Regions from separate parts of the Mus musculus genome. Here all the other regions are linked to region 4. A link is a loop called in an ENCODE intact Hi-C map of the cell type or tissue named here. Cell type or tissue: heart. All regions are shown on one strand. Region 1 has its middle 35 kb from the start of Gm41301. Region 2 holds the start of Gm34590 (a long non-coding RNA gene). Region 3 has its middle 10 kb from the start of Zfp706. Region 4 overlaps Gm41297 (a long non-coding RNA gene). Region 5 holds the start of Zfp706 (zinc finger protein 706).

What was found. Hi-C counts contacts between places; a loop is a spot of excess contacts. Peaks named below come from ENCODE experiments on the same cell type or tissue, not always from the same donor. Only the 100,000 strongest peaks of a DNase experiment are listed, where the experiment ranks them.
Region 1: a loop joins it to region 4, with 2.9 times the contacts of the local background. A loop is called at or near these places in 10 of 42 quality-filtered maps.
Region 2: a loop joins it to region 4, with 10 times the contacts of the local background. A loop is called at or near these places in 3 of 42 quality-filtered maps.
Region 3: a loop joins it to region 4, with 2.6 times the contacts of the local background. A loop is called at or near these places in 11 of 42 quality-filtered maps.
Region 5: it touches region 4 in a loop (4-fold over the local background); 11 of 42 quality-filtered maps call a loop at or near these places.

The regions. Positions count from the first base shown.
Region 1 is chr15:37,097,991-37,102,990 of GRCm38, forward strand. No RefSeq gene overlaps it. Among named protein-coding and RNA genes, the nearest start is that of Gm41301, 35 kb to the right of the region's middle. In heart, CTCF peaks have their summits at 2,503 (motif pointing right), 3,642 (motif pointing left) and 4,367 (motif pointing left); a DNase peak (open chromatin) is centred at 2,611; H3K4me3 peaks cover 634 bases.
Region 2 is chr15:36,936,737-36,941,736 of GRCm38, forward strand. It overlaps Gm34590 (a long non-coding RNA gene), which reads left to right and starts at 1,259. Exons shown (of 8, transcript XR_875167.3): 1 at 1,259-2,282; 2 at 2,875-3,424. In heart, no CTCF peak of the experiment used is centred here; a DNase peak (open chromatin) is centred at 2,045; H3K4me3 peaks cover 1,656 bases; H3K27ac peaks cover 2,336 bases.
Region 3 is chr15:37,015,133-37,020,132 of GRCm38, forward strand. No RefSeq gene overlaps it. Among named protein-coding and RNA genes, the nearest start is that of Zfp706, 10 kb to the left of the region's middle. In heart, no CTCF peak of the experiment used is centred here; no DNase peak of the experiment used is centred here.
Region 4 is chr15:36,713,797-36,718,796 of GRCm38, forward strand. It overlaps Gm41297 (a long non-coding RNA gene), which reads right to left. Exons shown (of 3, transcript XR_875152.2): 3 at 4,086-4,327. Among named protein-coding and RNA genes, the nearest start is that of Gm41296, 6.7 kb to the left of the region's middle. In heart, a CTCF peak has its summit at 2,445; DNase peaks (open chromatin) are centred at 1,565 and 2,665; H3K4me3 peaks cover 1,064 bases; H3K27ac peaks cover 1,246 bases.
Region 5 is chr15:37,003,075-37,008,074 of GRCm38, forward strand. Zfp706 (zinc finger protein 706) reads right to left here and starts at 4,328. Exons shown (of 4, transcript NM_026521.4): 1 at 4,054-4,328; 2 at 612-748. The coding sequence starts at 746. LOC115488529 reads left to right here and starts at 2,632. Exons shown (of 2, transcript XM_030248876.1): 1 at 2,632-2,636; 2 at 3,782-5,000. The coding sequence starts at 2,632. The coding sequence ends at 4,730. In heart, a CTCF peak has its summit at 2,904 (motif pointing right); DNase peaks (open chromatin) are centred at 3,517 and 4,357; H3K4me3 peaks cover 3,842 bases; H3K27ac peaks cover 2,049 bases.

The DNA.
Region 1 (5,000 bases), 380 kb after region 4:
AGGCAGAGGCAGGCGGATTTCTGAGTTCGAGGCCAGCCTGGTCTACAAAGTGAGTTCCAGGACAGCCAGGGCTATACAGAGAAACCCCGTCTTGGAAAAAAAAAAGCCCATGCTTTATAACTACTTATTGGTCTTAATGGGGAAAATTTCACTAGATGGTGCTTGAAGACTTGGAAAACAACATACAACCTGAATTTAGAACTTCAGGTCTTGCGTTCTGATTTGTTCAGAGCTGACGGTGTGCTTGGTGGTCTCAAGAAGGTGTCTGCTACTGTAGGCCTCTCTGTGTGCACAGCAGAGGTTAATGATGCTACAGGATTCAGGCCTCTCCATCCACCTGGTCACCACTGAATTCTCAGCATTAGTACAAAGCATCCCTCCTGGAGTCCGAGTAGGACACCTTCCCCTGGGCTGGCTGTGGGACCTGCAGCAGGCACTCAATGTGTCTTCCTCAGATGACTTCAGGCACACAGAAGCTGTACCTCCATTCTCCAGGCAGGAAAGACCAACTTAGCATAGTCAGACGGTCTGCCAAAGTGGAGAGTTACCCACCTCCACCCGTTTGTGGCTGTGGCGTCCTGCTTTCCTAGGCTTCTGTCTGTACCTATGTGAGTGCCCTCCCTTCCCTTCTGCTTTGACCTATTATGGGCTGGCTAGTAAGTAACACTCATGCGCTACTCTAGGAACTCTCTATGACTTCCTGGGAGAATATCAACACAGAAATCTTACTAGACAAGAAAGGAGTGCATGTGTACGTGTGAGTGTGCGCACGTGCGTGCGTGCTTGCGTGCGTGCATGTGTGTGTGTGTGTGTGCGTGCATGTGTGTGTGTGTGTTCCTGTGTGAATATCAACACTGGAATCTTAATACACAAGAAAAGAATGTGTTCATGTGTGAGTGCCTGCATGCATGTTTATATCTTTCTGAAAACGACTTTAAAATAAGCAGTCTCAGACTCACATACAGTCTGAAAACATGTTTTTACCACACTGTAGGAAAGGCATTACTGCATGTGAAGCAGAGAAGACAAACAAGAGAGAAGGGTCATTTTAGGACAGGAGAGGAATAAACTTGTCCGTAAATTATATAACACATGGATTGCATAATACATTAGCAAGTAATATGTTACTTCTCAAACTCTCAGGAGGGTAAAGACTATTCCCCTGGCCTTTTCTTCTGTTCAATATTAAAAATGAGTTAGAATGTAACATCAGATTATGTCAAACCTTTAATAACACCCACACTTAGAGACAATATTAAAAGAAGCAGAGAACTGCTATTCTCCACTTACACCCTTGTAACTAGAGCTGAAACAGGCTTTCTGACACAACAGAGTTGTTTGTCTTCCATTTGCCACCCTAAGCAGTTCTGTTGACCCGCCCTCCCTGACCATGGTCCCTGCTTTGGCTGTAAGCTGACTCATCAGCCTTTCATGTGTGGGGAGAAGAAGCCCAGCATTGTCTATGAGGTGGACTTGGACTTGATGCTGGACACCCTTCAGTTTCTACTCCCAGGATCTACAGAATGCAGCTAGCACACAGTGTACTATGTAACAGTCTCCAATGAGATCACTGTTGCTGTGTAACAAGCAACCCCAAGATAGAGGGCTTCATATTGCATCTCCTTTCCTATCACTCATTGCTCTGTGGATCAGGAGTTCTGGGAGAACGTGCCTTGGCGGTTTCCTCGTCCTTGATACGGTATTGTCCATCTGACCATTGGTCTGGTGTAGAGCAATGGCCTTGCTCGTATATCTAGTAGGGACAATTACGACGCTGTGGTGATTTGACTAAGAAATGTCCATCATAGGCTCACATATTTAAATAGTTGGCCCCCAGTTGGTGGCATTGTTTGAGGGGAATTATGGAGCCTAGGAAAAAGCTTGTTATAGCTTAGCCATTTCCAGTACTACAGTTCATTCTTTGCTTTGTGTTTACAGTAGAAGATGTCACCTGTCAGCTCCCTGCTAAGGCTGCCTGCTGCCAGGACTCTCTCACCATTATGGATTCTCCCCTCTGGAACCGTAAGTCAACAGAAACTCTTCCTTCCTGAGTTACTTTTAGTCACAGAGTTTTATCACAACAGAAGGCAACTGATAAGCATGTGACTTGGGTCCTTTGCATTTCTTAGTAACCAAGGTAACCCTGTGTGGAAGCAGGGGAAGCTCTGAGTGAGTGTGTGTTGTTGACATGATAGGCTATGTCAAAAACCCCACAGCCTCAGATGCACGGGGAGCAGCACCCCGCCCCGCCCCGCCCCCGCCCCGCCCCCGCCCCGGTGAAATGGAGGAATGGTAAAGTCTTTTTCTCTCAGTGAGATGTGTGCAGTATGTGCAGAAATGAGCAACTGCAGCTTCATCATGCTGGATAACTGCAGCCTGAGACTGCTCCTCTCCAGAGAGATCTACGTAGACTAGTGAGCCACTCCCACTATGCTGCACTTAAAAAAAAAAAAAAAAAGCCTAGGTTCTGGGTTGCTGTGCAGTAATGGTGCTGCTCCAGCAGAGGGAGCACGACCTACCTGATTGTCTGTCCCTTCTTTCCTTTACTACCCAGTCAGGGCAATCCCTTGTAAGACAAGACATTTCCCTTCCAGCACGGCAGCTGGACTTCTTACATGAAGAGCCAAGTACCCAGCAGCAGTGATCTTCAACTGTCAAAGTGAGTCAATGCTCGGATCTGGTCCAAGTAGACACAGAGCCGATATAATAGAAGCAGAATAGATAGCATCAGCCCGCGACCAGTCTCCTGTGATGACGATAACCATTCAGCTAGTTATGAATGGACACTGACAGTTTTAAGAAATTTCCATATGCACAAGAGAAAAGAGCTACATATTTTCTGCTACAAAACCAAAAGGTTCCCAGATGCCTCCCCTCAAATGAGTGGCCATCGATAGGTTTCCCGGAGCACAGTGGCTGTTATCAGTTATTCATCCACAGAGACCTTCAGAGAGGACACAGCTGTGAGGTGGTTGTGAGTCTGGATATCTGATAGCTTTCCCCTCTCCTGTGCTAAGCTCAAAATTGGCCACAAAGTTGTCTTACCTCCTAATCCCAACTGTGGAGTTGAGTCAAATTGACTTTACAGATAGGGTAGTTACGGATGCTGAAATACAGAGCTTATCTCAAGTTGCCTGGCCATATGCAATGTGACCATAAGGACCGTTATAACTGGGACGCAGGAGACCAGGGTGGTTAGTGGGAGAAGGAATGGTCAGAAGCAGTGGGCAGCCTCTGGAAGTTAGCACAGACAGGGAACAGATTGTCCAGTAGAGCGGCTCTTTGACATTGGCCTCTGAGCCATGGAGAGCAGCCCCAGAAGGCTGGCCATCTGTTAGTGACCTTGGAAGCTGGGTGGTACTACACACTGACTTTCTCTTGAGTGCTCTTTCTCTGTCTTGTATGTTTTAAAGTTTCTGTGACTGAGTAGAGTGAAAGAGAGCTGTGGCTTTGGGGACCAGGACAAATGAGGGGAGGTGGCACTATAAAGTGTTCCCCTAGGGGCTAGAGAGATGACTCAGTGGTTAGAACACTACTGCTCCCACAGAGGACCCATGTCTGGACCCCAAACCAGCACCAGTCAGCTCCCAACCACCTGCAGCTCCAGGGCCAGCAGATCCACTGCCCTCTCCTGGTCTCCAGGGGATCCTGCATCACCTTACAGACACATGCATACATGCAATAAGAATAAATCTTAAACAGAAAGGGGTATGTATGCATTGGGGTTACCTAGCTGGAGACTTTCAGGCCTCTGTGCTACACGTCACTTCTCCCCAAATACTTGCCCACCTGCCCCTTAAAAGCCTGCTTGTTAGCTGGGTGGTGGTAGCACACGCCTTTAATCCCAGCACTCTGTAGGCAGAGGCAAACAAATGTCTGAGTTCAAGGCCAGCCTGGTCTACAGAGTAAGTTTCAGGATAGTCAGGGCTATACAGAGAAACTCTGTTTCTAAAAACAAAACAAACAAATAAACAAACAAAAAGCCTGCTTATTTTCAATTGAGTATCTGAGGACAGCAAGCAGTCCAGACTGCTTTCTGTTGTTTGGCTAAGCCATTGGAAAATTCTTGTACATGTGTAGACTTAACTGTCTGCTTTACCCCCCACCCCCACCCCCACCCCAGGCCTTAGAATCAGGCCTGGGCCAGAGCAAGTCCTGAGCTGTTGCTGACAAATGGCTACATAGCTACACAGTTTGTACATTTTACATTCACAGGCTTGTGGTGAATGAATAATGTTTGTAAGATTTCAGAGAAAAGGAGGATGTAGCAATGCAGACTCCAGACTGAGAGAAAAGCCTGCTGTTAGGGGTAGAGAGAGTGCCAGTTTCTACCTTCAGGTTGCCTTCCCTCAGGCCACAGCACCATCTTCTGGACAATGGTAAACTAGGGTTAGTCTAAAATTCCCTCAAAGGCTAAATCCGTGGATTAGCTGGAAAGAAAGGCTGGCCAAGGGCATGCAGGACACACCCAGCTGCTTGAAGTACACCATTGTGTATGTGCAGTTTGTGTGTGTGTTTGCGAAGCTAACACAATACAGTGGTTAAGATTTCACATGGTTCACAAACATAAAACCAGAATAGAGAAATGCCACAGACCCTCTGGGCCCCTTTGTCTGCGTGGAACGGGTCTCTAGTTGCGGGTGGACAAAGCGTAGGATGAGTGACAAACAGACGCACACAGGAGAGTTCGTGTGGAATCTGAATGTAATGTCAAATCGAGCATCAGACTTTTTATGCAAAAGACAATAAGGAAGTTGAGTGACATATTCGCAAGGTACAAATGAGGTAACCAGATGCTTAATGACTCTTACACAGAACAGAGGAATGAAAATGCAAAGACTGGCAGGAACTGGGCAATAAAACAACTGAGACAAAGTCAGCTCTATCTAAGGTCAGCTATAGTCTTAGAAGCCAGGTGTGAGGTCTTTACACTCCTAGGGCAAGGGCTTTCACACCCAAGTCATGGTTCTAACTAGGGAGTTCCGATCTAGCTAACCATC
Region 2 (5,000 bases), 220 kb after region 4:
CACAGTCTCTGAATCCCAAAATGCCTTCCCTGAAGGCTGACTTTGTGTCAATCTTGGATTGGATGCTTGCTTGAACCCAAAGCTTTGCAAAGCCCCTCTAAACAATCTCATGTTGACACCAATTTTCAGGGGCTAGAAGGGAGCTTCGTACATAGAAGCAGGGTGCTGACGAAAGTTGAAAATCCCAGCCTTGCTGTCTGATGGGTCAAGTGAGAGGTGAACTCCCTCACCTCTCACTTGCTATGTAACCCACATGCTTACCTGATATCAACCACACAATGCAGTGGTTAGGTACCAAGGCCTGAGAATGCAGGCTTCTCAGATGCTTCTCGGAGTCTCCGTGCTCCTGCTTCCTTCCCGGAGAGATGAAGATGAAGACACTAATTCCTATCTCAGGAAGTGATAGTATGAATTAGCTGACTTAACTCCAGGACCCTGTTTGTGCTGATTCATGGTGCACACAGTTACTAACTACACAGAGACACACACGCTAGTCATACTTGACCACACTCGTGGCTATTGCCTGATGGCCATGTCATGAGGCAAGAGGACGCCCAGGGCAGGGCTGGCAGGCAATAGGGCTCAACTGCAAATGGGGCATCTGTAGCAGCTCCTGAGCTGTGCTTTCCTCTGTAAAGTGGTGGCTACACGGCAAACCTTGTAAATCTCTTCAGGCAGCATGTGACATGTCGTCAACGCACTTCAGTAAGGGAAAACTGGATGCCACAAGTTAGCCCAAGGTCATGTGACTACAAAGTGGCATTGCTGAGATTTAAATCAAAGCCATCTGCCCCCAGATATATCTGTGTCCACACTTCAAATTGCTCAAAATGTAACTTGTCTTTATTCAGAGTGTTTCTCCACTATGGGCTCTTAACGGGGATTAGATGACATTTGCCAAGCGAAGGGTTAAATTTGCCTTAAGCCTAATTTTCAGTGAATTTTTTTCTCTGTCCTCCTTTGATAGACTAGCAGACCTTTCAACTGGAGATTATGTAAACAACAACAACAACAACAAAACTCGGCTTGAGCTGACATCTAGAAGTAACAGAGGTCAGGACTTCATGTGTCTTAGTGTCTAGTAGGCTCAATGTTCAATAACCACACACCGTAGCAAACCAGAAAAACAACAAAAGGCACCAAAGTGCCAGTGGCTGCTGCTGGTTGCAGGTGGTGTTCATTACCACAGAAGAACCCAGAAGTGGGTGGGGAACTTGAGGCAGCCTGTAGAGTTGAGGCAGGAATCCCTCGAGGTCAAGCCCTGCCTCTCAAAACTAAAAGTTCAGAGTAGGGTTTACTCTTTCATGGAATTACTGTAGAGCAGCACACTGGGTTGTGCGCATAAGCACACATCTGGGGGGCTGCTGACCGATTCTACCCTAACTGCTGACCCTAGTTATGTTTCTCTAGGCAACCTCCATGGCCCATCTTCTAAACACGGGTCATGTTCAAAGTGCACTGCACGAGCTGCCAGTGTGAAAAGAGCTGGGATATTTGTTAAAATGCAGGTGTCCCCACTTTTACTTAACAGGGTAGTGGGCTCTACATTTCTTTCACATCCTCCACGTGGCACTAGGCCAGCCACTGGGGCTGTACCAATCTCTCAGGCAAGGAGGCACCTTCCTGGGCCCCCGCTGCTCCGGGTCTGTCTGAGCTTTGCCTCCAGCCCCTCTAAGGGGTTGCGGTGGCTACTGGGCTTTCTAACCCATGCTAGCCGGGGGTAACTGGACCTCTCCCTCCCCTGGGGCGCTTCACAGAAGCCACCCCTAAGCCCTGTCCCTAACCCGTCCATTTCCACAACCAGGCCCGGCTGGGCCAAGGGCTGCATCCATGCGGGTGGGGCCATCTGGCCACACACCCGGCAGTGACTCAGCTCTGGCGGGCGGCGCACTGCTCCATGCCGTGCGGGGACAAAGCCGTGCCATCACGCCGCACCTGCAGGCCGCCCAGCACCCCCACCCTCTCCTCGTGGGTAGGGGTGGAGGGGAGGGAGGCCCAGACTGTTGCCAGGCAGGCTGGGCCCGCGGCGGCTGCGGTTGGCTCCCGGTCGCTCGCCGCCCCCGCACCGCCTCCGCGCACTGAGTCACCCCGCCCCACCGGCCGCCGCCCCGTGGCTCCCACACCTCTGAGCCTGCGCATACTGCTGCATTTTCCCCTACCCCACCCCCGTCCCTGTCCTCGCCCCATCCGCCGCTCCCGTGCGTGCGCGCGTGCGCGCGCGAACTAGGCGCCAGGCACTGGGAAAGGACGTCCGCGCTACTTTGTTGCCATCGCAACGTCAGGTACGCCCAGGAGTCCCCTCGAAACGGTCTTGCACTGTCGCTAGCCTGTCACCATGGCATCCTCTGTGATGCTGTTTGCACGCTCCTATCTAGGTTTTGGCTCTGCCGCAGTGACATCACTGTTCAGCACTGCCACCACCACCTTGCTTTTGCTCAATAGACCTCAAAGGTTGAACCCCGCGACATTCTCCTGGCGGCGGCAGCACAATAAAATAAAATAAAATAAAATAAATAAATAAACAAACAAACAAATAAATAAATACCAGATACCAGTCTGCACCCAGTCCCACCGACCCAGCCCACTCAGCGGTGTGTGACCCTGGCCTTGAGTAAAGTTCCCTAGGTGGTGAGTGTTGCTTGGGCCAGAGTGTGAAATAACCAAAGGTGCACGCCCTTGGGGTGTGTTTAAATGCAAGCCTTGGTTCAGAGGCCTGAGGAGGGGTCTGCAGAACTGCATAGCTAATCCTGATATAGATACGGGGAAAGGGAATAGAGCTAGGAGAGGGGGACTGGGTGTGGGGGGGGGGGGCGTGGAGCATCATGCTTCAGTCTTGTTTTATCCTCCAAAACAAAATGGTTTCTCACCATGCAGCTCAATGGTACAGTGCTTGCAAACATGGCCAAAGGCCTGACTGACCACCTGAATCTTCACTTTTGGTGATCGTGTGACACTGGGCAATGGGATTTATTCTCTAAACGCCTGGGTTGCTCCGTCTGTAAAATGGAGTTGCTCCCTGGGCTATCTCAGGACTGTGTTGAGGAAGCATAAGACAATGCAGTAAGCCTCAGCTCCGTGGCTGACTTCCCTGGGGGGTGTCCTTGTTACTCGTCAAAATCATTGCCAGCTTGAGGCCCTGTCTGTGCGGTTTAACTTGGACTTCTCAGACCTGAATACCTGGTTTACGCGCTCACATGGCCTGAGGAAGAGCTACCCAACCAGGTATGTTCATGATGGATTCCTCCTTTGTCGGACTCTCCTAAGACCCCACCCAGAGACTACATTAGAAACGAGAGGCAGTGGGTTAAAGCTTATCACCTTCCTCAGGACTGTAGGGAGGCCACTTGCCCTCCCTGAGGCTCCCTGAACAACCCCTGCCACACAATCTCTGATGGATGGCTCAGTACACAAGATTTTTTTAAAGGTAAGCTTGTTAATAGAATCCATAGATATCACTCAAGGGACCCAATGCTGACATCTGGGGCTCCTGTCCCAGGCCTACCTCCACCCCAGCCAGGTTTCCAGAGCACATTTGGATCCTGCAGTCCTATGGTGGTACTTGCTCCACACGCCCTTCCATACCCTGCCTTGACAGTAGGCTTTGGTAGCAAAGACTGTGTACTCCTTCACCTTGAATTCTCATCACCAAGCAAAATGACTGACAGGCAGTTTAAGTGATGTGCATTCTGTCATTGTATCAGTTCGAGACCAGCAGGAGGCTGCAGAGTGGATACTTCTCTAGGCCTCGGTTTTCTCATGGTTTGGATTAAATGTGACCTCTTAGGATGCCCCTGGCCCTAGCAGTCCTTAAGCTGCAGTTACACTTCTTCTGGTCATGGTCTACTGTGTTTTTCCATCCCAGGTATGCTGGATAGCTTTATGTCAACTTTATTTTTTATTTTTTTATATTTTTGGTTTTTCGAGACAGGGTTTCTCTGTGTAGCCTTGGCTGTCCTGGAACTCACTCTATAGACCAGGCTTGCCTTGAACTCAGAAATCTGCCTGCCTCTGCCTCCCAAGTGCTGGGATAAAAGGCTTGCGCCACCACGCCCGGCCTTTTATGTCAATTTAAAACAAGCTAGACTCATCTGAAAGGAGGAAACCTTTATTGAAAAATGTCTCAGCCGGGTGTGGTGGCGCACTCCTTTAATCCCAGCACTTGGGAGGCAGAGGCAGGTGAATTTCTGAGTTTGAGGCCAGCCTGGTCTAGAGTAAGTTCCAGGATAGTCAAGGTTACACAGAGAAACCCTGTCTCAAAAAACAAACAAAACAAAACAAAAGAAAAAGAAAAAAGAAAGAAAGAAAAATGTCTCCATGAGATTTGTCTGTAGGACATTTTCTTAATTAGTGATTGATAGGGGTGGGGCATTCCCTGGGCTAAAGACACCAGACTGAGCAAGCCACATGAAGTATGCCAGTGAGCACCCTTCCATGGCCTCTGCATCAGCTCCAGCCTCCAGGTTCCTACCCTGTTTGACTTCCTGCCTTGACTTCTTTCCATGGTGAAAGTGATTTGTAAGCATATGCCAAATAAACCCTATCGTCCTAGTCTTAGTTTGGGTTTCATCACTGTGAAGAAACACTAGGACCTCAGCAACTCTTGCAAAGGACATTTAATTGGGGCTGGCTTACAGTTCAGAAGTTTAGTCCATTATCATCATGGCAGGAAGCATGGCAGCATGCAGGCATACATGGTGCTGGAGAAGGAGCTGAGAGTTCTACATCTTGATCCACAGGCAGCAGAAGGACACTGCGTACCACACTGGATGTAGCTTAAGTACAAGAGACCTCAAAGCCTGCCCCTCCAGTGACACCTTCCTCCAACAAGGTCACACCTACTCCAACAAGCCACACCTCCTAATAGTGCCACTCCCTATGGCCAAGCATTCAAACAGCTGAGTCTATGGGGCCCATTTCTTTCAAACCACACTCCCCAAGTTGCTTTTGGTCTTGGTGTCTCATCACAGCAATAGACACCTTAAGTAGGACACCAGCACACC
Region 3 (5,000 bases), 300 kb after region 4:
TTAGATTTCAAGAAGATAAATAAACTTGAGGACAGGCTGTTTAGACGTAACGTGTCCATCCTTGCCTTGCTTTGCTGTTGTTGGGCAATGGGATGGGAAACAATCAAATTTTTCTCCAGGCAGGGATTCGCACAGAGATTCACTGGGGGTGGGGTGGGGTGGGGATGGGGCTTCTGCCCAGAGTTTGAGTCTGTACAGTTGGCTCAGTCTGATGGGTGGTCTTGATGTGTCTGAGTCCTGTTTTCTGTGCTGGTGACAGCAAGATGACACGGTATAGAAAAGTGTGTCCTAAGAACACCTCAATAGGTTTATAACTTCCGGAGGTTTGGGCAGGCTTTAAGCAACCACTTCTCTGGATGGTAACTTTGAAGGAGAGAACTCAATGAGAAGGCTAGTGGCGCCCCAAACATAACTGCTGTTGGGGTGGATGTGGCTCTAGTGCTTTAGTTACATACTCAGTTTGCTATAAATATATGCTCTGGTTTGATTTCAGCAATAGTTCAGCCCTGAAGGCACAGAAGTATGTCTGCTGATGGATTACCAGAAAGACCATGGAGGAGTTGGTCGGAGGGACTCCAAGGCTCCTGCCCTTGAACTTCTCTGACTTGACTTGTCAGGGATTTTGATGGTGGTGGTGGTATTGATGAATTTTACATATAACAGAAAGCAAAAATCACCCATCTATGAAAATTTGAAAAGGAAGACCCTGTATTCCTTATATATAAAGTAAAAATTATATCTGTATCCATGAATGTAGATCCCATGGTTGAAGGAAGAACAGAGGAGAGTATGAATTAAGGAAAACTACTTGTTGAAATTTCTGGGACTTTATTAGTAATATTTTCCTGTATTTTAGACATTTTAGAGGGCTTACAGCCCTAGAGAGAGACTGCCCCTCTCTGGGATGTACTAATTCCTAAAGATAATACAGCTTGCCCAGGAATACACCTTTCATATGCAAACAAGTCCATTCCAAGTCTGTGTCCCCCAAACACTTCCTGTTTCTGCTGCGTCAGATGATCAGTGTCCTCTCTGCCTGGCCATCCCAGGCTCACTACCAGGCAGTATGATAACGTACAGAGAGGGCCTAGCTCAACAACAAAAAGCCCTGCTGAAGTTATGCAACTTAAGTCAACTCTGTCTTGCCTTCTGGAAGGTTACAAAAAGGGCTCTCGGCCGGGCGTGGTGGCGCACGCCTTTAATCCCAGTACTCAGGAGGCAGAGGCAGGCAGATTTCTGAGTTGGAGGTCAGCCTGGTCTACAAAGTGAGTTCCAGGACAGCCAGGACTATACAGAGAAACCCTGTCTCGAAAAACCAAAAAAAAATTTAAAAATTAAAAAAAAAAAGGGCTCTCGCCTCAGCCTTCCCTTCTCTGCTCTTTTTACCTCTGACCAAACCCCAGTACTCCCCACATAGCCCTGAGGTGCTTCGTGGGCCTCCCCTTAAACAATGTAGTTAATGCATTCTCTTCCCATGGTGTTGGTTTTCTGTGTCCTCATAGTCACTGATGAGCCAGCCTGCCTCTATCTGAAGCTTGAAAGCCATCTTGTAGTAACGACAACTAGGTTCATTCCTGTTTATGATGAAACCTCTGTCTCTCAAGGACTGGGTTATGCCCCACCTGTAATCTCATACAAATAGTTCTGTAGTGCCTGTTCCAGGAAATGGCAACTATGTCTTTGTTTCAAAACGTATAATAACCATCTTCAGCCTTACCTTCAAAAGGTTATCTGAGCATGGATGACTGCCTAGTCATGACTTCCTTCTTATGCCCACCTTGCGACGGTGGCTTTGTCACAGGAGGTTGTTAGAACTAGCTTGTTACGCTTGTGTTCTGCTACTCTAACCCTGCCTATTTTGCTTGTCAGATCCCACATTAGGAAAGCTCCTACATATATATATATATATATATATATATATATATATATATATATATATATGTACATATACATGTATATGTTATAAAAACCTTGTCTTCCTCATGCCACTGTTGACTTCTTGAACCCCACCTTAGAGAAAGGTATCATGTGTACATGAATTAAAAAAAAAAAGGCTTGCTTGTTTGTTTTGGTTTTTGGTTTTGTTTTTTGAGACACAGTTTCTCTGTGTAGCCCTGGCTGTCCTGAAACTCACTGTATGGACCAGGCTGGCCTTGAACTCAGAAGTCATCTTGCCTCTGCCTCTCAAGTGCTGGGATTAAAGGTGTGCGCCACCACTGCCCATTTTTTGTTTGTTTGTTTGTTTGTTTGTTTTTTAAGTCTTGTTTTAATCAATTGTTTGCTTTAATTAATTTGGCCATGAAGATTTGGGTTGGTGGTCTTTCTCCTCCCATCCTTGGGACTGACATCACCTCCACACATAAATTCAATGCTTATAGCCGGGCGTGGTGGCACACGCCTTTAATCCAAGCACTTGGGAGGCAGAGGCAGGTGGATTTCTGAGTTTGAGGCCAGCCTGGTCTACAGAGTGAGTTCCAGGACAGCCAGAGCTATACAGAGAAACCCTGTCTCGAAAAAGAAAAAAAAAAAAAAAAAGAAATCAGTGCTTATAGTGAGATGGCGACCTACATTTATTTGTTGTCTGTATAAACTGAGGAATGCTCTACATTCTGATTCTTACACATAAGGCGAATTGGTTCATCAGGACAGAGCATTGTATATATAACCAATGCCTGATCTTACAGCCAGTCACTGGGAGAGCCAGGTAGCTTTCCAGTACTTCATGGCAGTACAGCACACCTGTCAGGATGGATAGACCGTATGGCTCTTGTCTACTTCTTGAGGACAGTTAGCCATGGAGTGTATTATACTTAGCTTAGGTCCCTTGTGCTCTCCCTATGTAAAAGTCAATTTATTATTACCTAAAGCCTCTTGAAGATAGTAGTGAAGGCCGCAGTCTACCCAGCCCCTGCGTTATGTCCCTGCCCTTCACATGCAGCCTTCAGAGCAGGTCTGATCAGCTCTCACATACTTACTGATAAAGAACAGATACCGTGAGCTTTCTCTTGTCACTCAGGTGTGGAGGGCTAGGATAGAGAATTCAGCTTTACCTAATCCCAGAACTGAAATTCAAACCCCTAAGCCATGCTGTGGTGGGATTGAAAGCTTCATTTCCTAAGCCATCAGAGTGCATCGTTGCTGATGCTGTGTGTTGTATGTGTTACACTTAAGAGTAGCCAGTGCTGGAAACCAAATTTGTTCCCTGGCTACTTCTCTGGGTTACACAGGGAAATATTTGTTTCTTGTTTCTCAACCTGAAGAGTGAGAGATTTGGAGTACTCCTTTTGTGCTAACACTTTGAATTCTTGAGATACAATTATAAATTTGCTCTGATATATTTATGTCCTTCTTAATTCCAGAGTTAATCCTGAGTATCTAACTGACATTTTAACTATTTTTCTTTAATTTCAGGAAGTCATTAAAACATGAAACTTAAAGAGAACTATCATTGTCTTCAAATTTAAGATCTGGAAAAAATAGATGAAACACATCTTTGATAAATTATTTGGGGTAAATGAAAATCTGTATGTGGCTTCATCCACAGCTATCAAATGGCCATCACATGGGGTGCACTTGTGATTTTTAAGGTGAGTGTGTATACAAGTTAACCTCAGCTGGACTTTGTTCACACTTGCTGGTGTGTCAGTGGGGAGGAGAGATGCACACAGACCCTTCTGTCACCAAGCCCATGCCTTGATTCATGGCTTACATATGCCAGGTGATTATTCCACTGCAGTCTGTGACCAGAACTGCATATTTCCTGCTCAGAGGATGGGATCCCAAAGCTCTTGCCCCATTGTCTTAGAGTCAGTTCAGTGTTTATAACTAGCTGCTGGGCTCAGGAGTGTGCCCGCTGCCTGTACCTGCTGCTGGGCTCAGGGCCTGACTGTCCCTGCCTTACTTCATTGACTTTGGCGCCCTGGCTTAGTGGGCCTTCAGGAATCTGAAGCTTCTGAAAGAACCCAGCTGGCCAGAGGGAAGGACAGACAGCAGATAATTTAAGACTGTGCTGGTGACTAAAAGATAATCAGAATTGAGTAGAAATTGTCTGTCCAATAAAGCATTGTGAGTTTGGGTGACAGATACGGCAGAGAGCAAGGAAAACAGTAAAAGAAATGGGATGAGATTTGTGTTTTCTTGATTTGAGTCAAAGGTTTTAGGGGAAACATACATATTTACCCCGATTTTTATTTCTGTAGAACACACATTATAATATGAGGAGTCCTGGATTCCTTAATTTCCAACAGGTGATCTTTTGCAGGGATGCTGGAGCTGCAGTTATGGGCTGGTTTGTCCCAGCTGGCTCAGCAGTTCCTTTTGCATGCTGCAGAATGCTTTTTCTGGGTTGTGATCATGAAGCAGCAGAATTAAAACTTCAGATCATAATAGGTATTGGAATGTGAATGAACTTAGCAGGTCTAAATTACTGGAAATACAGCTGAATGAGCATTCAAGGAGGGCGTGCTCCTAAGTGACACCAATACATCTGGCTACTGCCCAGTTAGGAAAAACGATGAGTCAACTCACCAGACAAGTCCAACAGAGACTGAGCTGAAGCCCTGAGGTTGTGAGAGCGCTCTCCTGTCTTGTTCCCACAGATGATATGTTGGGTTCAAAAAAGAATAAGAAAAGAGCTGCCAAGAAACCCACTTATCAGCACCTGCAGGGGCTACAGGGGTGTTCCTGCTGAGCACTTTGGTATTGGAGCAGGTGGCTGCTATAACAGCTGGTACATCAGTGCTCTGCATGCCTTAGACTGGGAATCCCTAGAGTGTCCCAGGCCAGTGAGCAGCCTGCAGAAGGACAGGACAGGCATTTTGAAGTTCTCACTACAATCTTTCTACATAGACACCCTCATATTCATGCAATATCTACCTTTATGAGTCTGGCTTACTCAGCTTAACATGGTGCTCTCTAGCGCAGCCATTTCCCTCCAAACGACATCATTTCATTCTTTAGAGAATGAGTGGCTGACTAAGTTCCACTGTGTGTGTGTGTGT
Region 4 (5,000 bases):
AGCTAAACTCTCAGGGCCTCTAGATACCTCATTAACGTGGAGAACTCCCTTCTGGGCCTATGTGACCACAGGTCACGTTTCCTCATGTGGGAAGGGTGGTACGTGTTCCAGCAGGGAGGCTGCTACTGTCTCAGGCGTGTACCCTGGGTATCTGGAAACTCAGACCCGCTCTACCCACTAGGCTTCCTGCTGTGGTTTACTGTCCCACAGCTTCTGAGCCTTCCTCCTCCTGCCTCCAACCCCCACCCCACACAGTCTTTCTTGTTCCATAGCTCCTCTTCAAGAGAATGGGTGTTCAAAGCCCACTGGGTTGATAATGAGGCTTGCTGGCATAGCTGAGAGGGTGGGTGGGTAAGACAGGTGATACCCATCCCCTTGTCAATGCCAAGAACATGTGGTAGGGGCTGAAGAGCTGGCTCTGCAGTTAAGAACTCTTTGACTGTTCTTCTAGAAGTCCTGGGTTCAAGTCAAAGCACCCACATGGCAGCTCACAACTACTCATGATTTCACTTCCAGGGAATCCATACTTGCAGGCAAAATACTCATTCATATAAGTAAAAATAAATTTTGAAAAAAATGTGCCGGGCATGGTGGTGCACGCCTTTAATCCCAGCACTTGGGAGGCAGAGGCAGGTGGATTTCTGAGTTCGAGGCCAGCCTGGTCTACAAAGTGAGTTCCAGGACAGCCAGGGCTACAGAGAAACCCTGTCTGGGAAAAAAAAAATGTGCTGTGACTGGTGACTGGTGACAAGCGTAGTTGCTTTCTAGGGTCCTGTTCTTGTAGCATCCACTGTGGGCTTCCTCTGCCCTCCAAGGCACTGCTCACACTTCCTGGTTTGATTAACCCAGGGTAGCACATGAGTTTGTATAAATTCTACTTACAGTTTTATAAACTAGCCATTTGAGACTGCCATCTGTTCTGACTAATGTACAAGTTATACAAGTGTTTCTCTGTTGCACCTTCACCCTCTCCTCCTCTCCCCTCCCCTCCCCTCCTCCCCCTCTTCCTCGTTCCCCTTCTCTCCTCTCCTTCCCCTCCTATGGGGGACAGTCATGGAGAATGGTTCTTTTCCTCAAAGTGTCTTGAGTCATAGTTATTATCATTATAATTATTATTTTCAAGACAGGGTTTCTGTGTGGTCCCTGCTGTGTTCGAAACCTTTTCTGTAGACCAGGCTGGTTTGGAACTCAGAGATCCACCTCTACTGCCTCCTGAGTGCCAGGATCAGAGGTGTGCTCGATTCTTCCCAGCTTTGAGTCATATTTAAAAGACTCTGTTTTCCCTAGTGACTAAGTAGCAGGTATGTTCATCCACAAATGTAAGCACTAAAAATAACATGTTTACCATAGTTTTCATCCAATTTAGTTCTAATTTGCATATTCATTCTCTCCCCTCCCCCGGTAAAACGGAGGTATGTTTGGGATTTATTCTCTCAAACACACCCTCCCATTCTATGACTGAACAATGGAAAGCATTTCTGGTTTCAGGGCTCAGTGATGGGGATCCAGCTGGCCAGGGGGTTCCTTTGGGTGTGGATGAGGATCTACATCATAAGTGCACTACACACATATGGGCACACACATGGGCACACACATGCACACATACTCATGTACACACGTACACATATTCCTACATATGTGCGCACAGCACATTCATGCACATACATGCACGTATACACACGTGTACACATGTACACACATGTATGCACAAATGCATACACATACATAGTGCTGCTGGAACTGTAACCTGACCTGGTGTCTTCAGAATACAGTATCAGAGTGTAACAAGGTTGAACAGTTTGTAATGCCTGCACTTCTCTGACTCTGTGTTATACACTTTCCCAAAGTTCATTACACACACACACACACACACACACACACACACACACTTTGCACATTTAGTTTATGTCTTCAATTCTTATGATTCCTAAAAGTTCAACTCTATCGAAACTCAAAAGCCATTGAAAGATGCGTTGCTGTGGTCCTTTTTCTGGTTTTCAGTAACAGGCCCCACCCAGTCTTCTGACTGAGGCAGGAGAAACAAAACAGGAAACAGCACTGTGTGTGGAGGAGACAACCACGCTCAGGTTTAAAGAATATTCTCGGGCCCACGGACATGTTAATCAGCGGCAGTCAATATGAAATTGGGACAGATCTAATAGCATCGAAACAGTCGTGCATCTGGGTTCGCGAACGCGAAAAGGAGGCTCGCATAAATACAGTCACCACATTGGAATTTCTCAGTTACACACCATGTAAAGGGCGGGACTTCCTTTATTAAGGATATGACCTCTAAAAGTTAAAAACAGGGACTCCCCCTTTTTTCTCTCAACATAGTTTAACCCGGAGGCTCTGGGTCTAGTTATGTACAAAGTGTCACATTTAGAACATAAAAGAATAATTTTTCGAGCGGATTTGCAAGAGCTGCACATACAATTTTCTACCGCTAGATGGCTCTGAACCTCACAGTGGCGCAGTAATGATATTTGTGCCTATTTATAGATACAGATCGCAGACCCTTCTGTTAGTTTCATAATCCTCTTACGTAATGCTGGCTTACCAGGGACGGTTAATTACCACTCTGGAGATGGGCAGAAGGACCCTTAGGACACGATGTCCCTAGCACTGGACTGGAAGTTCTTAAAGGGTCTGTCCTTGGGTGACCAAGCAGAACTCCAAAACTCTGGAATTTGTCCCCAGAGAAACCGGAGAGGCCAGAGAGGCCAGGTGAAGGATAAAAACAAAGAGCAGCTGCCTGAAGCACGTGACCAGCTGGATGCTGGTGGCTGAGGCCAAGTCAGCCTGTTCTTGGGTCTGGAACCGGCAGAGAGCTAATGCTCTAAGAAGCTTTCTCCTAGCAGCCGCACCTGCCCACAGCCCTCTTCAGAGGCCTGTTCTAGTCACATCTGCCCACCCCTAGGGACTCAAGGACCAGCAAAGCCATGCTAGTGTTCCTGACCAGAGAGCTGCACCAGTCTGCTTCCTATGGGCATTTTCCTAAGGGCACCAACTATTCTTTGTCTGTGAGGCCCACATAGAACTATGGCCAACAGTTTGCACACAGTAGGTACATATTCAGTGTCTGGTGGAAACAAGGGGTTTGACAGGAAGGGTCAGAAAGGCTGATGAAGTAATTGCTTATAAGTTTCTGAATCTTTTTTTTTTTAAATTTATTTACATTTCAAGTGTTATCCCTTTACCCAGTTTTCCTCCCCTTCCAGAAAACCCCTATTTCATACCCTCTCCCCCTGCTTCTATGAGGGTGTTCCTCTCTCCACCCACCCACCCACTCCCGCCTCCCCGCCCTCAATTCCCCTACACTGAGGCATCTATTAAGTTTTCAGAGAACCAAGGACCTCCCCTCCCATTGATGCATGACAAGGCCATCCTCTGCTATATATGCCGCAGGAGCCATGTGTACTCCTTTGTTGGTGGCTTAGTCCCTGAGAGCTCTGGGGAGTCTGGTTGGTTGATATTGTTGTTCTTCCTATGGGGTTGCAAACCCCTTCAACTCCTTCAGTTCTTTCTCTAACTCCTCCACTGGGGACCCCCCCCCCCCCCGCACTCAGTGCTAAGGTTGGCTTCGAGCATCTGCCTCTGTATTTGTCAGGCTCTGGCAGAGCCTCTCAGGACACAGCTGTATCAGGCTCCTGTCAGCAAGCATTTCTTAGCATCCACAATAGTGTCGGAGTTGGTGACTGTATCTGGGATAGATCCCCAGGTGTGGCAGTCACTGGATGGCCTTTCCTTCAGTCTCTGCTCCTCACTTTCTCTCCATATTTGCTCCCGTGAGTGTTTTGTTCCTCTTTCTAAGAAGGACCAAAGGACCCACACTTAGGTCTTCCTTCTTCTTGATCTTCATGTGGTCTGTGAATTGTATCTTGAGTATTTGGAGCTTTTGGGCTAATATCCACTTATCAGTGAGTGCATACCACGTGTGTTCTTTTGTGATTGGGTTACCTCACTCAGGATGATATTTTCTAGTTCCATCCATTTGTCTAAGAATTTCGTGAATTCATTTTTTTTTTTAATAGCTGAGTAGTTCTCCATTGTGTAAATGTACCACATTTTCTGTATCCGTTCCTCTGTTGAAGGACATCTGGGTTCTTTCCAGCTCCTGGCTATTATAAATAAGACTGCTATGAAAGGGTCAGAAAGGCCGAAAAAGTAATCACTTGTAAGTTCACATTCTCATTAAGTCTTTCCCACTGCAGCGGGAGGGCTAAGAATCTGAACGCTCATTAAAATAGTCTGGATTCAATCAGTGGCTACTAGCTGTGTGACCCCGGGCCAGAGATGTCATCTTTCCACATCTTAAATCCGGTTCCTGTAAAATGGCAACAATATTAAAACTTACTTCATGGATTAGGCTCAAAGATGAAGTAAGTTGGTATTATAGTGTGCTAAATAGGGCTCCCAGGACAGAGTAGGCACCAGCGGGACCCAGTGAGAATGCTGTGAGCGGGCCCCATGCAGGCCCTTGGGTCTCTTGACACCCTCAGTGAGATTTCCTTCCCAGAGTTAGCAAGGGGGTGAGGAAGCAGGAAGCTGCCATGCACATTAAGTACAGTTGTCCCCATCGTGGCTAGGTCAAGCCTCACGCAGGCTGTGTTTGGGTCAGGAAATTGATATGGTACAGTGAGCAGCTTCAACTTTGACCGCCATGGTGGTGTCTGGGTGAACCATGTACAGGTTTGCTTCCACTCACCATGCCCCCAGAGCAGCGGTTCTCAGCCTGTGGACTAAGACCCCTTTGGGGGTCCGACGATCCTTCCACAGAGGTCTCATATCAGATATACCACATGTCAGATATTTACATTGTGATTTGTAATGTAAATATGAATAACTGTAGCAAGTTACAGTTATAAAGTAGTAACAAAAATAACTTTATGGTTGGGGGTCACCACAACATGAGGAATTGTATTAAAAGGGTCATAGCGTTAGAAAGATTGTGAACCACTGACCCAGATAATACAGAATAACAAGCTCTTACATAGTGT
Region 5 (5,000 bases), 290 kb after region 4:
ACTTGCTGAATCACCTGCACACCTTATGCTTGTCACTTTTAACATGTACATCTGCACATCGAGAAGGAAGCAGCACAACTCAGTGGTTGCTGTGTGGATTAAACATGTGACTACAGGTAACACACCTGCCTTGATACTCACACATGGCAAACACTCCCAAACAACTCTTTAAACTTGTTAATTCTACTAAGAGCTCTCAATGTGAATATATGTGGTATCATATATGTCCACACTGCATCTGCTGGAGATGGAGTTAAAAAACTATTATACAGGCACTGTTACTTTTGGCAGCCCTGTACAAGGTTTAGCCTTAGCCACACTAAGAATGCAACCAAAGTGAATTGATTATAAACTCCACAAGGACACCTTTATTCTACAAAGGGCAGGATACTGTTTTACCTACATTTTCCCAGCTAGCAGTTAAGAGAAATGTGCATGGCCAAGGAAAAATGTTTCTTGAATGGGTGACTGTAGATAATATCCTAGGAAAAAAACCACTCTCACATCTACTAGTTCAAATAAGGCATCCATTTTGTTGTAGGGAAACTTTAACCTCTCCATTTTACAGGGTAAGAACTAGCTACAGGAAAGCGCCATCTTGGGCTCCTTACCCTACAGACGGTGCAGGTATATATTAAGGCAGCTTTGGCAGCAGCCTTTTGGTCATGTCCTTGTTTCTTCTTTTGTCCAGCCTGCTTTTTGGCATTTTTCTGCTGAGACTGAATCTTCTGCTGTCCACGAGCCATATCTAAAAACAAAAGATTAGGCACCAGAGTGACTTCTTCATTCTACTACAGAGCAATTTAAGCATAGTAATATGAGTCAATAAGAGTTGACCATGTAAATTTCAGACATGGTCAGGAAGTGGCGTGAATGGATTCTCAAACTCACACACAATGCCGCTAGATGACAAATGAGTATATTCCTCACAATGCATGCTCAACAGTATCAAATGTATGTACATCAATGTATAAAAGGATGTTTACAGAACCTGTTCTAAAACCAGACAGTTCAAATATCATTGGTAAAAACAGATAACACAGTGGAATGCCAGGCAGCATTAGAAAAAAAAAAAAAAGGCATTTCTAGCCAGACGTGGTGGCACGTGCCTTTAACCCCAGGACTGAGCAGGCAGAGGCAGACAGATCTCTGAGTGTCTGAGGTTAGCCCATTCTACGTATAGTTCCAGATCAGCCAGATCTACAAAAAGACACCCAGTCTCAAAAACAAACAGAATAAATTATTTCTATAAAGTTTGTATCTCTATGTCAAGGAAAGAAGCCTTTCCTGTATAAAGTTCAAAACAGGCAAATCCACAGCTAAGGAGGTCACTGTGCTATTTATGGAGTGAACGGGAGGCGGTGACAGAAGCAGCATTCCGAGGGTGCTGACAATATTCTTTATCTTAAACCAGGTAATGATTATAAAGGCGTTTGTTTAATAATAATAAAGATCAACACACAGCCTGAGCAGTTGGGAAGGAAGCAGAGGGAGGAAGACCACATGGCCTGGCCAACCTGGTCCACAGAGCAAGACCACATCTCCCTCAACAGACTCCCATGCCTACTGCATATGTATATATAGTTATGGTTTTACTTCCTTTTACTTTACATGTAACCTTCAAAAGTTTGATAGTCCAAAGTTTAGTCTTCCTTTGTCATTTGATTACAAAGGTAGTTTCTCCCTGCTAGCATCCACTACTGAGACTTACAATTTGCACATTTTAAAATAAGTGCTGTCATCTAATCCTAGAAAAGAGATGTAGGGACACAGCAACTCCTTTTAGTACTGAAGTTTCATTAAACTATTGTACTATCCAGAGTTTTCCTTAAGAAAACTTTCCTGCACAGAAACACAAACGCCTACACTTATTTGTGTGCACGCAGATACACATACTCCACAGAGCATTTGTGAGTGTGTTCTTCTACAACTTGTGTTCTGGGGATCTAACTCAGACCCTCGGGCTTGACAGAAAGCGCCTTCACCAGCTGAGCCACCTCACTGGCCCAGCCGCACACATTGTAAAGACAAATTAGAACCCTGGTGTGAGGGTACCTTTTACAAAGCTGAAAGGTTCTTTCTATTCTTCACTACTAATGGCCTGGAGTAAACAAAAATGAGTTAAAACAATTGTCACTTAAAAGAATTATTTTCCTGTTAAAACCAGACTTCTGGTTAGACAGCACAAATTAAACCTGTTCACCCAGCATCTACCAGAGTAGTGCTTTGAAGCACATTAAAATGAGGTCCAATGCCACTTTGACTAGCACTGTAATTACATTTTAAACTTTGAAATTACTAAAAGACATGAATGTACAAGGGACCGTACTATGAAGAGGGTTGGCCTTTTCTGACTGCAATTCTCTTTAGCTACTGGATATAAAGTCAAAAGTGTTTCAGTGACAATCAAGCTCTCCTCATCATCCCCCACCACAATGGAAACTAAACAAACACACACGTACTGGACACATTCCCACTAGTATTACGTAGCAAACTGGAAGTCCATCCAGTCTTTCACCAACCATGAGAATGTTTAATATGCCAGCCTAATATATGAACTCGATTCCCACCCAAGGCAAATATAAACTGTTTGTCATGAAAATTATATTTCATTTTTGTGTTTTTAAACCAATGCCGTATCAATTCTCTAAGTTTCAATAGTATATTGGGGGGTTGTCTCACTACATATCTCTGGCTGGCCTGGAACTCACAGAGATCTGCCTGCCTCTGCCTCCTAAGGGCTGGGATTTTAAGGCCTGTGTCACTTCACCATGTTCCAATGGCATATTTAAAAGTACATTTTGATGGTGGGTCTTCAATACATGAACACCAATGCTTTGAAAACATTCCTTAAAAAAAAAAATTAATATATATGGGTACACTGTCGCTGTCTTCAGACACACCAGAAGAGGGCATCAGATCCCATTATAGATGGTTGTGAGTCACCATGTGGTTGCTGGGAATGGAACTCAGGACCTCTGGAAGAGAAGACAGTGCTCGTAACCGCTGAGCCATCTCTCCAGTCCTGAAAACACTCTTAATGTCCCCCTGTCTTAGTATCAGATCTTTACTAGATCATTCTGATTGTCTAAAACATCTTAACTCTTCCATAAAGCATGGCTTATGTATGTGAATTACTTGGTGAACAGATCTTAAGGGTTTTATGCTTAAGTTACAGAACCTCACATCAGTAATTCCAGAACTTTCCTTGCCATCTAGAAATTAAAGCAGCTACTTTGATAACCTTTTCATGAAGCGTGCTGTAAAAACAATGCCATCAGATAAGCAAAAACTATTTTTTAACTTTTGCGTTTAGGGCTTCTCCTAAAACACAACAGAACACCTAAGATTTAACCCATTTTCTTTACCACCACCAACGGTTACAAAAAGGCAAACGCTTCAATAAACACAAAATGTAACACTAGGCAAAGGAGATCTGTTCTAACAGGCTAGCTGAGCGGGGCAGGCCCCTAACTTCTGACAGCACAGATTTCCTTTCTGAAAGCAGAAGTGCAAACGATCCAACCACCTGCTTTCGGACAGTTCAACTTACAATTTGCTCTTGACCAGCTCATCGAGTTTTTGACAAAATCTTACGTATAAATCGCTCCCTGATTAAGTGGGACAAACTGAAAGGCAATAAATCGTTTGCAAACAGTTACCAGCTGATTTTTAATAAAAGTTTTAGCTTTCCCAGGAGGCTGCAAATGAGCTACGAACCAGGAAGAGTTCTTGGAATACCAGGACTCTTGAGAAGGAGGCCCTAAGGGGCCGCTTAAAGAGAAACAACTTACTCTGAGGCCGGGGAGCCAGGAAATGGGCTCACACTCTGCAACCAGCCAGAGCAAGGGGCCCAGGTCGGCTCCGCGGCACGATCCCAGCTCTCAACAGCCATTCGTGGGCAGACTCAACCCCACGGTTGCAGCCCGGCCCGCCCGAGGCCTCGGCGGCCCTCAGCCCCGCGCCCGCTCCGCCGGGAGTCCGACGCCCGCCCCGGCCTCCCGCCGCCGCGTGCCTCCCGCCCCGGCTCCCGCGTCCTGCGGCGCCGCTTACCCGGGCCGGGCCGGTCTGGCGTCCGAGAGACCGCGCAGCGCGAGAAGAGCTGGGCAGGACGAGTAGGGAAGGAAGGGTCGAGCCCCGCACCGCTTGGGGCCTCCGCCACCCGCAGAGGAAGGACCGAGCAGAGCCGGGAGCACAACAGCCCGCGCCTCGCACACCCGCCGCAGCGCGCGCCCGCCGCGCCTGAGCCCGAGGCAGGCCCGTCGCTCGTGCCCGCGCACGCCGCGCCGCACTCCCAGTCGCCTCAGCGCCGCCTGCTTGCCCGCGCGGTCCCGCCCCTCACCTTCCTGCGGCGGCTTTGCCCCGCCCCTCTAGCATGCCCGCGTCCTTCCGGTCTGCAGGCCAATGGCAGCTCTCCCCTGTTACATAAGCGCGCGGGGGCGGGGCCTAAGACGGGAACTGCGGGGCCCTCGCCCGCCCCTCTGCTTCCCGCCCGCTCTCTCGGTGTCGTCTCAGCGTGTCCCCCTGCCCTTGCGGTGTGTGACCTCCGGTCTACGGGCGGCTGTCGGCCGAGTGGCTCAGCAGTCACTCTTTCGTGTTTCACTCACCCGGCCTGGCCTTTGCCCCGCCGCCCTCGTTTTTCCCTGGCCAGCCGGGAGCCCTGTAAGGCGCTAGCCGGAGCGGCGGGGGAGTCGCGTCCGGGGCCCCGCGTGGCCGCCGCTCGGCCATGACCCCCTGCCAGACTCGCTGCCATTGTTCCCTCACTGGTTCCGTGCTCAGGGTATTTTGACTTACTAGGGACTTTCACATAGATGGAGACTTGAGCCTGAAAAATCGGCTAAATCCTAACGTGCTCGCTTGGCCTGTGCAGGCTGGCTATTGGATTGCTAATACTTGGGGAAAGAATAAAAGGTCGTTCCCCGCCTCCACTTGATTTAGACCACGTTGTGAACTTCAGATACCTTATTAAGAGCGATTGCAATTCTAACATCTAGTGGTGG